Regions from separate parts of the Homo sapiens genome. Here all the other regions are linked to region 2. A link is a contact called in ENCODE Hi-C or POLR2A ChIA-PET data. All regions are on one chromosome and are shown on one strand. Each heading gives the region's core, a stretch centred on a gene start or an enhancer-like site at or near the end of the contact. The rest is flanking DNA. Distances are from core to core; before and after follow the strand shown. Region 1 overlaps SIPA1L3 (signal induced proliferation associated 1 like 3). Region 2 holds the start of SARS2 (seryl-tRNA synthetase 2, mitochondrial). Region 3 holds the start of SPINT2 (serine peptidase inhibitor, Kunitz type 2).

Evidence for each region. A loop is a pair of places that touch in the nucleus more often than their neighbours do. ChIA-PET counts read pairs that join two places held with the same protein, here RNA polymerase II (POLR2A). Pooled maps may share reads with other maps.
Region 1: a pooled map shows a loop between it and region 2 (8-fold over the local background). The contact joins the enhancer-like site here to the promoter of SARS2 in region 2. A Hi-C loop is called at or near these places in 6 of 50 pooled maps. POLR2A ChIA-PET finds 5 or more read pairs at or near these places in 2 of 52 experiments (H1 and WTC11).
Region 3: a loop to region 2 is called in a map of B cell, with 24 times the contacts of the local background. The contact joins the promoter of SPINT2 here to the promoter of SARS2 in region 2. A Hi-C loop is called at or near these places in 1 of 168 maps with a recorded cell type or tissue (B cell) and 4 of 50 pooled maps.

The regions. Positions count from the first base shown.
Region 1 is chr19:38,047,173-38,050,341 of GRCh38, reverse strand. The region is part of intron 2 of SIPA1L3 (signal induced proliferation associated 1 like 3); the gene reads right to left. Among named protein-coding and RNA genes, the nearest start is that of SNORD152, 110 kb to the left of the region's middle. RefSeq lists enhancers at 722-1,251, 1,905-2,653. Within about 2 kb of position 1,666, at least 13 of the 41 ENCODE cell types and tissues checked have a DNase peak (open chromatin) inside an H3K27ac peak, as active enhancers do.
Region 2 is chr19:38,929,214-38,932,769 of GRCh38, reverse strand. SARS2 (seryl-tRNA synthetase 2, mitochondrial) reads left to right here and starts at 2,007. Exons shown (of 16, transcript NM_017827.4): 1 at 2,007-2,300. The coding sequence starts at 2,034. It overlaps MRPS12 (mitochondrial ribosomal protein S12), which reads right to left and starts at 1,826. Exons shown (of 3, transcript NM_033362.4): 1 at 1,772-1,826; 2 at 1,427-1,494; 3 at 1-437. The coding sequence starts at 1,475. The coding sequence ends at 70. RefSeq lists an enhancer at 1,923-2,382.
Region 3 is chr19:38,263,089-38,266,551 of GRCh38, reverse strand. It overlaps SPINT2 (serine peptidase inhibitor, Kunitz type 2), which reads right to left and starts at 1,979. Exons shown (of 7, transcript NM_021102.4): 1 at 1,554-1,979. The coding sequence starts at 1,659. RefSeq lists a silencer at 1,955-2,274 and an enhancer at 2,431-3,348.

The sequences.
Region 1 (3,169 bases), core at 417-2,916, 880 kb after region 2:
TGGGATTACAGGCATGCGCCACCACGTCGGGCTAATTTTTGCATTTTTAGTGGAGACGGGGTTTCATCATGTTGGCCAGGCTGGTCTCGAACTCACGACGTCAAGTGATCCACCTGCCTCGGCCTCCCAAAGTGTTGGGATTACAGGCGTGAGCCACCATGCCCAGCCAGCACTGTCTTAAATGCTTTACATATATTATCTCATTTAATCCTCAAAATACCTTACAATATAGATACTACTATTATTTCCATTTTATATTTATGGCAGCTCTGAGGCTCAGAGAGGTGAACTAACTTGCTGGGTTACATGGCAGGGTCAGGATTCAAACGCAGGTCACCGGCTCCAGAATTTGCCTTCCAATGCCTGTGCTGACTGGGCCTCTCTTGGAAAGGGGAGCCTGAATTAGGTTAACAGGGGCATGAAGAGGCACTCAGCCAGACTCACCATCAGAGCATTAAAACCCCGGAGACCCCACTTGACACCCTTCGGATTGGTGAAACTGGGAAGCAGGACAACAGCAAAGTGGCGAGAGGTATGGGGAAGCGGGACCCTCCTGTGCTCTCGGGGGAACGCGGGTCAGAGCAGCCTCATAGAGAGCTCAGGAGTTCAAGATCAGCCTGGCCAATGGAGCAAAACCCCAGTTCTACCAAAAGTACAAAAATTAGCTGGGTGTTGTGGCAGGTGCCTTAATCCCACCCCTGGGGAGAGAGAATGCCTATCTCCGGCTGCAACTGACTCCTGGGGGTAAGCCCCATGGGTTCCTAAGGCAAAGGTAGGCGGATGCTCACTTGAAGCATGGTTTGAAGTGGGGTGGAGCTAGGGGCAACCTGGATGCCCAACACCAGGGGACCAGACACGTGAGCCGTGGCAGATGTACAGCATGTACAACTGTTCAGCTGCCAGACGCCATACACTGGACACACATCCAGCAACGTGGCTAGATGGCGAACACATGCTATTTGGTGAAAACCAGAAGAAACCGAAAGAATGAGATACAGAGCTCCAAACCCCGGAAGCTGACTCTTTACTCAAACCTCAATATATATTTTGCAAGGATGTGTGCACAGCTACAGACACACCGGAAATATTTCAGACTGGGGGAAGGAATGAAAGGACCTATAGAGGATGAAGATGGAAAGAGAAACAAAAACCTTCCCAGTGACAAGGGAGGAGACACCCATTTTTTTTCCCCACCATCAGACAAGTAGTCTTTGGCAGCCAGACTCCACTTGCCCCCTGTCCACCCCCCGCTTTTTTTTTGAGATGGGGTCTCGCCCTGTCGCCCAGGCTGGAGTGCAGTGGCGCAATCTCAGCTCACTGCAACCTCCACCTCCTGGGTTCAAGCGATTCTCCTGCCTCAGCCTCACGATAGCTGGGACTACAGGTGTGCACTACCACACCCAGCTAATTTTTGTATTTTTAGTAGACACGGGGTTTCACCGTGTTAGCCAGGATGGTCTCTTGACCTCATGATCTGCCCGCCTCAGCCTCCCAAAGTGCTGGGATTACAGGTGTGAGCCACCGCGCCCAGCCTGCCCCCTTTTTTGGGTGTTAACTGAGGGTGGATGATGCAGGAGGCAGAAATTGGACGCAAGTCACTAAACTTCTTCAAAAGAAAACCACACTTCTTTGTTCTCAAATGCCACAAAATCTGTTGGGCCTGACACGATTTGCTAACTTAGGGAGGGGACTTGGTCAGGGACTGAGCTTGGCAGGCATTAATGGTTGTCTACTCAGTTTCCACTTCTGCTTTTTTCAGCTACTAGACAACAGAACCCAGTTGGTCAAGAGTGATCAGGATGTGGCATTCCTCTAGTAACTTGACCGGCCTGGTTGAGGGGCACGTGACCTCAGCTGGACCAGCTGTAGACTGAGGGGAACCACTTATAACCATCAGTGGGGTGTGTTCTCTCTCTCCTGATGCCTGTGGACAAGGGCAAGTGGCCCTGATTATCACTGGAAGCCATTCTGGAACCAAGAGGCATACAGAGGCCTTTGGAGGCTGAGAACCTGAGTCCCTGACAGACATGCTTGAGCTGCTGATCCTATCCACCTGGTGCCCATCCACCCCTGGGCTTCTAGAACACATCACATGTCTTAACCATTGGCCAGATGGTGCCAGGGTTGTTACTTGCAACTAAAAAGCATCCTGACTGAGAACCACAAAGCAGCCTGCTATCTTTTAATTGTTAAACAAGAGAAAATCTCTGTAGGAGGGAAATGGGGCATTAGAGGCATGAACAGGAAGGGCCAATTCATCCTAGTGTATGGGAAATGTTCACCCAGGCTGCATGTCCCCTGCCCACCCAGAGGCACACGCACGATTCTCTGTGCACGAGAGCTCAGGAAACCCTCTGCAGTGGGTCACTGTTTCCCTCACATCCTTTACCACAGTGGAGTTACCGCCGGTTTCCCATGTTGTATTTCTCCTGATGACGGCAGGGGGTTAATCCCCAGCTGACTGGAGCTGAGGATGAGAGACAGGACCAGAAAGCCCAGCCTGGCACTCCTGCAGCTGCTCTGTTCCTGAATCAAAGGTCGGACTTCAGGATCTGGACTGCCGCTGGGGTCTCTAAAATGACACGTGGTCCGAGGCCCTCCATGAGGAGACCTGGCTGGCTGCGGTGTCACATCCCTCCGTCAGCATCAAGGGAAAGATACCAGTGTGGCAGGGGCGGGCAAAGGAGCGTGCGCTCTGGGGTCAGCCCGGCCCGGGTTCAATCATCGCTCTACCCACAGATCGCCTGTGACTGCCTCTACTATAAAGTGAGTGGCAGGAGGGATCGAGGTCGAAGGAGGAAAAAATAACACAAACCTACCCAGTGAGACATTGTGTCACTGGCCATGTCGGTTCATTCATTCAACAAATATTTACTGAGCAGCTCTTTCGGGCCAGGTCCTGTTCTAGATGCTGGGGATATGGCAATGCACAAGACACAGAATTCCTATGGTCAAACAGGAGCTCACAGGCTATACTATAGGGTGTAGACAGGCAATACACAAGCCCACAAATCCACTGTGATATGTGCCATGAAGAAAATAAACCAGGTGATATGACAGAGAGAGGAATGTGTAGGAGTGTGTGTGAGTGCGTGCGTGTGTGCGTGCGTGTGTGTCGGCGGGGGAGAACAGGCTGGCAGGAAGTATAGCAGAGTGATTATGAAGCCAG
Region 2 (3,556 bases), core at 758-3,257:
ACCCTGTGGCAGCCAGGAGCGGAAGGTTCATGTTCTGCAGGGGCGCCCAGCCCACTGTGCCCCCAGCCGTCACTTCTTCTGCACGTGGCCACAGTCGTACTTGCCACGCACAACGGTGAGCTTGACGCCTGGCAGGTCCTGGGTGCGGCCGCCCTCCACAAGGACAATCTGGTGCTCCTGCAGGGTGTGGCCCTCCCCAGGGATGAAGCAGACGGCCTCGCGGCCAGTGCTGAGCCGCACTCGACAGCACTTGCGATTGGCTGAGTTGGGCTTCTTCGGCTTGCGGGTAAACGTGCACAGGACCACACCCTTCAGCTGCGGCCGGCCTTCCGTGGGGCCCAGCTTCCGAGGCGGCCGCTTGGGGGGCCCCAGGCGGTGCATCTGGTTCAGGGTAGCCATGGAGCAGGTAGCCCAGAGCCGGGGAACCAGAGCTGGGCCTGGAGAGGGCCGAAAGGGGTTATTATCCCAGAGAACAGATCTTAGAGTAGTAGCAACTCAATTTTGGTGTTTTAGGCATTGTTTAAAGCACTTTACAAAGATGCATTTGTTCACATCTAATGTTATCTACAGACAAAAGTAACTCTTTATTCTTCAAGGAAGCATTACCTTTTTTTTTTTTTTCTTTTTTTTTTTTGAGACAAAGTCTCACTCTGTCGCCCAGGCTGGAGTGCAGTACCTCAATCTTGGCCCACTGCAACCTCTGCCTCCTGGGTTCAAGCAATTCTCCTGTCTCAGCCTCCTGAGCAGCTGGGACTACAGGCACCCACCACCACGCTCGGCTAATCTTCGTATTTTTAAGTAGAGACGGGGTTTCACCATGTTGGTCAGGCTGGTCTCGAACTCCTGACCTCGGCCTCTCAAAGTGCTGGGATTACAGGCGTGAGCCACCACGGCTGGCCAGGAAGCATTATTTTTAATGCTGTTTAAAATAATAGTAGGCTCAGTGGCTCATGCATGTAATCCTAGCACTTTTGGAGGCTGTGGAGGGTCACTTGAGCTCAGGAGTTAAGGCCAGACTGGGCGACACAGGGAGACCTCCCTCTCTACAAAGAATCAAAAAGTTAGCTGGTTGTGGTTCTGCAGGCCTGTGGTCCCAGCTACTTGGGAGGCTGAGGCGGGAGGATCACTTGAGCCCAGGAGGTCGAGACTGCAGTGAGCTGTGATCACACCGCTGCACTTCAGCCTGGGCGACAGAGGGAGATCTTAAATAAATAAATAATAAAACTGACCCAAACGCCGCTTGACACGCAGTAGCCCTCCATGCAGCTGCTTCCCACCTCTTGCTCTAGCAGCCCTAGCTCTGCCAAAACCCCACCGTGTTTTTCCACCCCCGTTTCCCTCGGGGCTCCGACGGAGGCACACAAGTCCAAGAGCGAATAACCCTCCCCCTCTAGCCTCGTCCCTGAAGCCCAAGTCCCCCACTTACCACAAGTTAGGGACGTGTTGAGGCCATGGAGAAGGCCAGACCAGGACATCCTGCCACCTGGGCCGTCCCTGTGGTAGGGGATAAGAGACTCAGAAAGGAGGAAAAAGTGACCGATCCGCAAATGCTCCCCGATCCGCTCTCAGGACTTTCTGGCTTAAATCAAAGGAAATACCTCTATAGGTCTAACCACAGGCCCTCATGCTGCTAACAGAAAGTCCCTCCGTAAATTTAGCCTCGCTCTGAGTGGGTTCCCGAGGGCCCAACCACTCTCGCCCGCACGCAGGAAGAACTGGGAAACTGGGGAGATGGCCTGGTAGATTTGGAGGACCCCAGGATTCCACCGACCTCACAGGACCTAAAGGTGAGGTCGCGGACACGCTGAATCCAGCTTCTAGCCTCTTCCGGGCGCTATCCGTGCAGGGATTGGCTGGTTCTGCCTCGCGTCACTGAAGAGGCGGGACACAGACGACGATTGGGCGACGAAGGACTCTATCGCGGTCAACTTTCCTCAGGATCTGATTGGCTCGTCACGGTCAGGTTCGCTGCCTTGCAATTGGTCTAAACGCGGAGTGGGCGGGACGAAGTGCCGCCTTGTTCCCGGTCCAAGATGGCTGCGTCCATGGCGCGGCGCTTGTGGCCTTTGCTGACTCGTCGGGGGTTCCGGCCCCGGGGAGGCTGCATCTCCAACGATAGTCCAAGGAGAAGTTTCACTACAGAGAAACGAAACCGGAACCTCCTGTACGAGTATGCGCGCGAGGGCTACAGCGCACTCCCTCAGCTGGACATAGAGCGGTTCTGCGCATGCCCAGAAGAGGCCGCACACGCCCTGGAGCTCCGCAAGGGGGAGCTGCGCTCGGCGGACCTGCCCGCGATCGTGAGTGCGCCTGCGCCGGCCGGGGGGCGCAGACGTTTGCTTTACGGAAGAATTGGGTTTGCAAGATGCCCTCCGGCAGGGGGCGAACCTGTAGTAGGAATTTTAGTTATTTCCCAAGTTAGCCAACGTCTTGTGCATGGCACCCACTTATGTGCCAGTTGTCCAGTGAGTGCTGAGGCCCTACTATGTGCCAAGAATGCCTACTGTGTCCTGGACACCCATTATGCGCTTGTTTCATACTGCTCGCTGGGTACCTCCTGTCCTTTAGGAACTTGCTATGTGACATTGCCCTCCGTGCTGCAACCTCATGCCAGCCTTTCCCTAAGACCACAAAGGAAAATGGGGAGCCAAGTGTGAATCGGACGGGGTCAGGGCTGGGGTGTGGTGGAGCTCTTGCGTTTAGAGAGAGAGGTAGGGAGAGTTGTGCACCTCCGCCACACATAGCAGGCAGTTAAATAGAGTTAATGAATGAATGAATGAATCCATTAATGAATGGTTCTATTAAACTGATACTTAAGGTGCAACTGCTATATTCCGGTGTTCTAGATGTTGCAAATATGCGGTGAATAATAATAAAATTGCTAGCACTTATAAAAGGGAATTAGGACCGGGTTCACAATATCTCTGTGTTGAGGTGCTAACGATAGTGGGGTCCCCACGTCTTCCCATTCCTCTCTTGGACTCCCCTCCCAGCCTGTTTGAAGTGCTTTATTCACTTTAACCTCGTTTAATTTTCACAGCAACTCTATGAAGTAGGTGCCATTATTTCTCCCATTTTATCAGAGGGGAAACTAAGGCTTCGAGAAGCTAATTCACTTGCGCTAGGTCATGCAACTGGGAAGTGGCAGAGTGGGAATTTTAACCTGTGCTTTCTGGCCTAGAATCCACTTTTTTTTTTTTTTTTTTTGAGATAGGGTGTTGTTCTGTCGCCCAGGATGGCAGGATGGAGTACAGTGGTACAATTATAGCTCACTGGAACCTTGAATTCCTGAGCTCAAATAATCCTCCCACTCAGCCTCCCGTGTAGCTGGGACTACAGGCAGACACCACCACGCCCGGCTAAACTTTTGTATTTTTTGTTGAGACAGGGACATACTATGTTGCCCAGGCTGGTCTTGAACTCCTGCGCCCAAGTGATCCTCCCACCCTGGCCTCCCAAAATGCTGAGATTACAGGCATGAGCCACCACACCCAGACTCCACAATCTTAAGTACCCTGCTGTGCCCTCTCATGATCTGAGTTCACAGTCTAGTAAA
Region 3 (3,463 bases), core at 730-3,229, 670 kb after region 2:
GGTGTGCACCACCATGCCCAGCTAATTTTTGTATTTTTGGTAGAGACGGGGTTTCATCATGTTGCCTAGGGTGGTGTTGAACTCCTGGCCTCCAGTGATCTGCCCGCCTTGGCCTCCCAAAGTTCTAGGATTACAGGCATGAGCCACATCACCCGGCCTTCTTTTTTTTTTTTTGAGATGGGAGTTTCACTCTTGTTGCCCAAGCTGGAATGCAGTGGCGCGATCTTGGCTCACTGCAACATCCGCCTCCCGGGTTCAAGCACCAGCACCTGTCTATAAAGCCCTAGGCCATCTGGCTGCAGCCAACCTCTCCCACCTCCCATCCTCCTCCAGTCCTCCCCTCCTTCACGCCTGCTCCAGCCAGGCTGGCTCTGTCTTTTCCCTGAACCCAACCAAGCTTGTTCCAGCTTCAAGGCCTTTGTACTCTATTGCCTGCAACTGGACACTGGTCCCCCAGGTCTCCGTGTGGCTACTGCCTCATTCTTCATGTTAGAGCTCAGATGTCACCCTCCTCACGGAGACGTCCCCCGACCACCTGAGCTAAAGCCGCCCCCAACATCTTACGTCACCCTGTTGGTGTACTTCACCTGGTTCATTTAATTCTCAGTAACTTAATCTCATGGCAAGTGCTTTTTAAACCTTCACTAGCTCTGCCTCTCCCACTGGAATATTAGCTCTGTGAATGCAGGAACCCAGCTAGTCTGAGTTAACTGTTATAACCAGCGCCAGTGCCTGACACGTAGCAGGGCCTCAGTAAGTTTTGCTGAATCAATGAATTCTTGCTTTCAAGAGAGCTCTTTTCAAAACACGCTGGTGCTTGTCTGAAGCAGTTAAGGTTATAACAACACTTGTTCAAAGAGACCTTTCAGACCACACTTCCTTAAGAGTGTAGAAGTTTAAATCACCTTATTCACCACCGACTTCTAAGGGCCAATCCAAAGACCCCAACACCAGCTGCTCAACGCCAATACTCTCTCGAGCCTTAGCAGAGCTTCCTCTTCCCCAAAGCTTGTTTCCTTTCTTGCTCCCTCCTTCTCGGGCACCTACTTTACTGCAACTCAACTACAAAAACTTCAGGGGAGGCTCTTGTCCAATCTCCAAAGAGGCAGGGGTGAGATGGGCTTCTTCCGAGTCTAAAACGGCCACCAGGTCACCCAACCCAACCCCCACCATCTCACAGGCCTGGCCTCTCCCTGAGCTTTGGCCATGGAACTTTCCACCGCCAGGAGAAGGCTGGTCTTCAATTCGGCTCCTCACCCCGTTCTTGCCACAGGAAGGGGCAGTGCCACGCCTTCTTGGTCAATACCCCTTGACTCTTCCTCCACCCGAAGGAAACTCTCCTAACCCTCGCTCCTCCGCCCGTCTTCGCTGTCGAAGGCTCCCAAACCTCATTTCAAGGCTCAATCCTCCAGGGCTGGTTCCACCACACCCGCTGAACGCCATCAAGTAGCCCCCAGTTTCCTCCCCCGCCAGTTCTCCCTGCTCAGACCCCCGTTGACCCCCGAGCCTCTGCCCCCTGCGCCCCGCCTCCAGCCTACCCGCCCGGCCCTCACCGTGGATGCTGCGTTCTCGGTCGGCCGCCAGGACCCCAGAGAGGAGCAGCGATCCCAGCAGGGCGAGAAACGCCCGGCTCCGCCTCAGCCCGCACAGCTGCGCCATGGCCAGCTCAGCCGAGACGCGCAGGCGACGCCACCAGCCGTTGGGGTCTCGCGATCAGGTGCGGGAAGCCCCTCAACGCGCACGCGCAATGGAGCGCCTCGCGTTCAGGTGCCGACGCTCCGGGAGGGTCCGCCAGGTGCCAAAGCCCCCGGAAGTCGCCTTTCCGGACCTTCAGTGTGGGGACGCCCGGCCTTCTCGGCGCGCGATGCCTGGGTCTGCTCCTCACTCGCGCCCTCGCCGCCTGCGACACTCAACGGCCCTCAGCGCGTTCAGAGCCGCGCTACACCTCCCAACGCGCGGAGGTCGCCAGAGCCAATGGCGAACGCCTATTGGAAGCGGCTCCCGAAGGTGGCCGGGCAGGCAGGGGGCGGGGCGCACCTGGCTAGGCAGGGCGAGCTGGGCGCAGGCGCAAAGGGCAGGCACCTGCGCGGCCGCTCCCCGGCCCTGGGCGCACCTGGGCCCGCCCCTGGTGCCGGGGAAGAGGCGGGGCTTGCGCGGGCCTCGCCCCCAACAGAACCTGGCGGGGCGGGGCGGGGCGTCTGCCCGCTGAGCACCTGCCACCCTTCCCTTGGGCTTGGTGACGACGTCGGAGGAGGGCCTTCGCTCTAGGACTGGCCTCAGGGTGGGAGGAGGGGGCGGCAGACACGCGTTTCTTGGAAGCCTGTGGTTTTCTGCCCGCCTCGCCGCAGCTTTCCTGTGAATTCCTTCCTGAATTTCAAAGTTCACTGGGCTCATGCTCCAGGGCTTAATGCTGGGGACCCAGCGGTGGCCATGCCAGACTGGTCCCTGAGTCACCAAACAGGAACGGCCCAGAGTAGTGATAGCGGAAGCTTAGCACAAAGTGATGAAAGCTGTGATGGGGAAGGCCAAGCTTAGGGATCAGAGGCTGGGTCGCTAGAAAACCAGGGCATGATGGGAGCCCAGACAGCTTTCCCATCCAGCCTGAGAGAGGGCCAAGGAGGGCTTCCTGGAGGAGGTGATAGGCCCATGCAAAAACAGCCCCGAGCCCTGGCTCCAAGGTTCTCAGGACAGATATGGAGACAAATACTTAGCACAGGCAGCATCAGAATTGAGAGGAAGGAAGCCCCTGGGGAAACCCAGAGAAGACACCTGACCAAGCCTGGGAGTCAAAGAGGGCTTCCTGGAAGAGGAGTTACGTGAACAGACTCTAGAAAGGGGAATGGAGTGGGGCAGGCACACGAGTAGAGGATAGCCAACAAGGTAATCAACATAAATGCATTATTATTGAAAACACTTTTAGATTATTTCTTTTTTTTTTTTTTTTTGAGATGGAAGTTTTGCTCTTGTTGCCCAGGCTGGAGTGCAATGGAGTGATCTTGGCTCACTGCAGCCTTGACCTCCTGGGCTCAAGGGATCCTCCCACCTCAGCCTCCCAAGTAGCTGGGACTACAGATGTGAGCCACCACATCCAGCTAATTTTTAAATTTTTTGTGGAGACAGGGGACTTGCTATGTTGCCCAGGCTGGTCTCAAACTCCTGGCTTCAAGGGATCCTCCTGTCTCATCCTTCCAAAAGTGTTGTATTACAGGCGTGAACCACCACACCTGGCCTGAAAACACTTTGACAGTGCTATACAGAAAAGGAATCAGGGGCTGGGATGGAAAATAACAAGAGATCTTTTGAATGGGGTGGCGGAGGAAGGGCTTTGTGAGGGGTGGCTTTGATAATGAACTCTGAAGGATGATAAAGGCCAAGGGACAAACATTCCAAGAATCAGGAATGGCACATGCGGAGGCCTTCAGGCAGGAAAGAGAATAGTGTGTTCAGGAGCCAGGGCCACTCC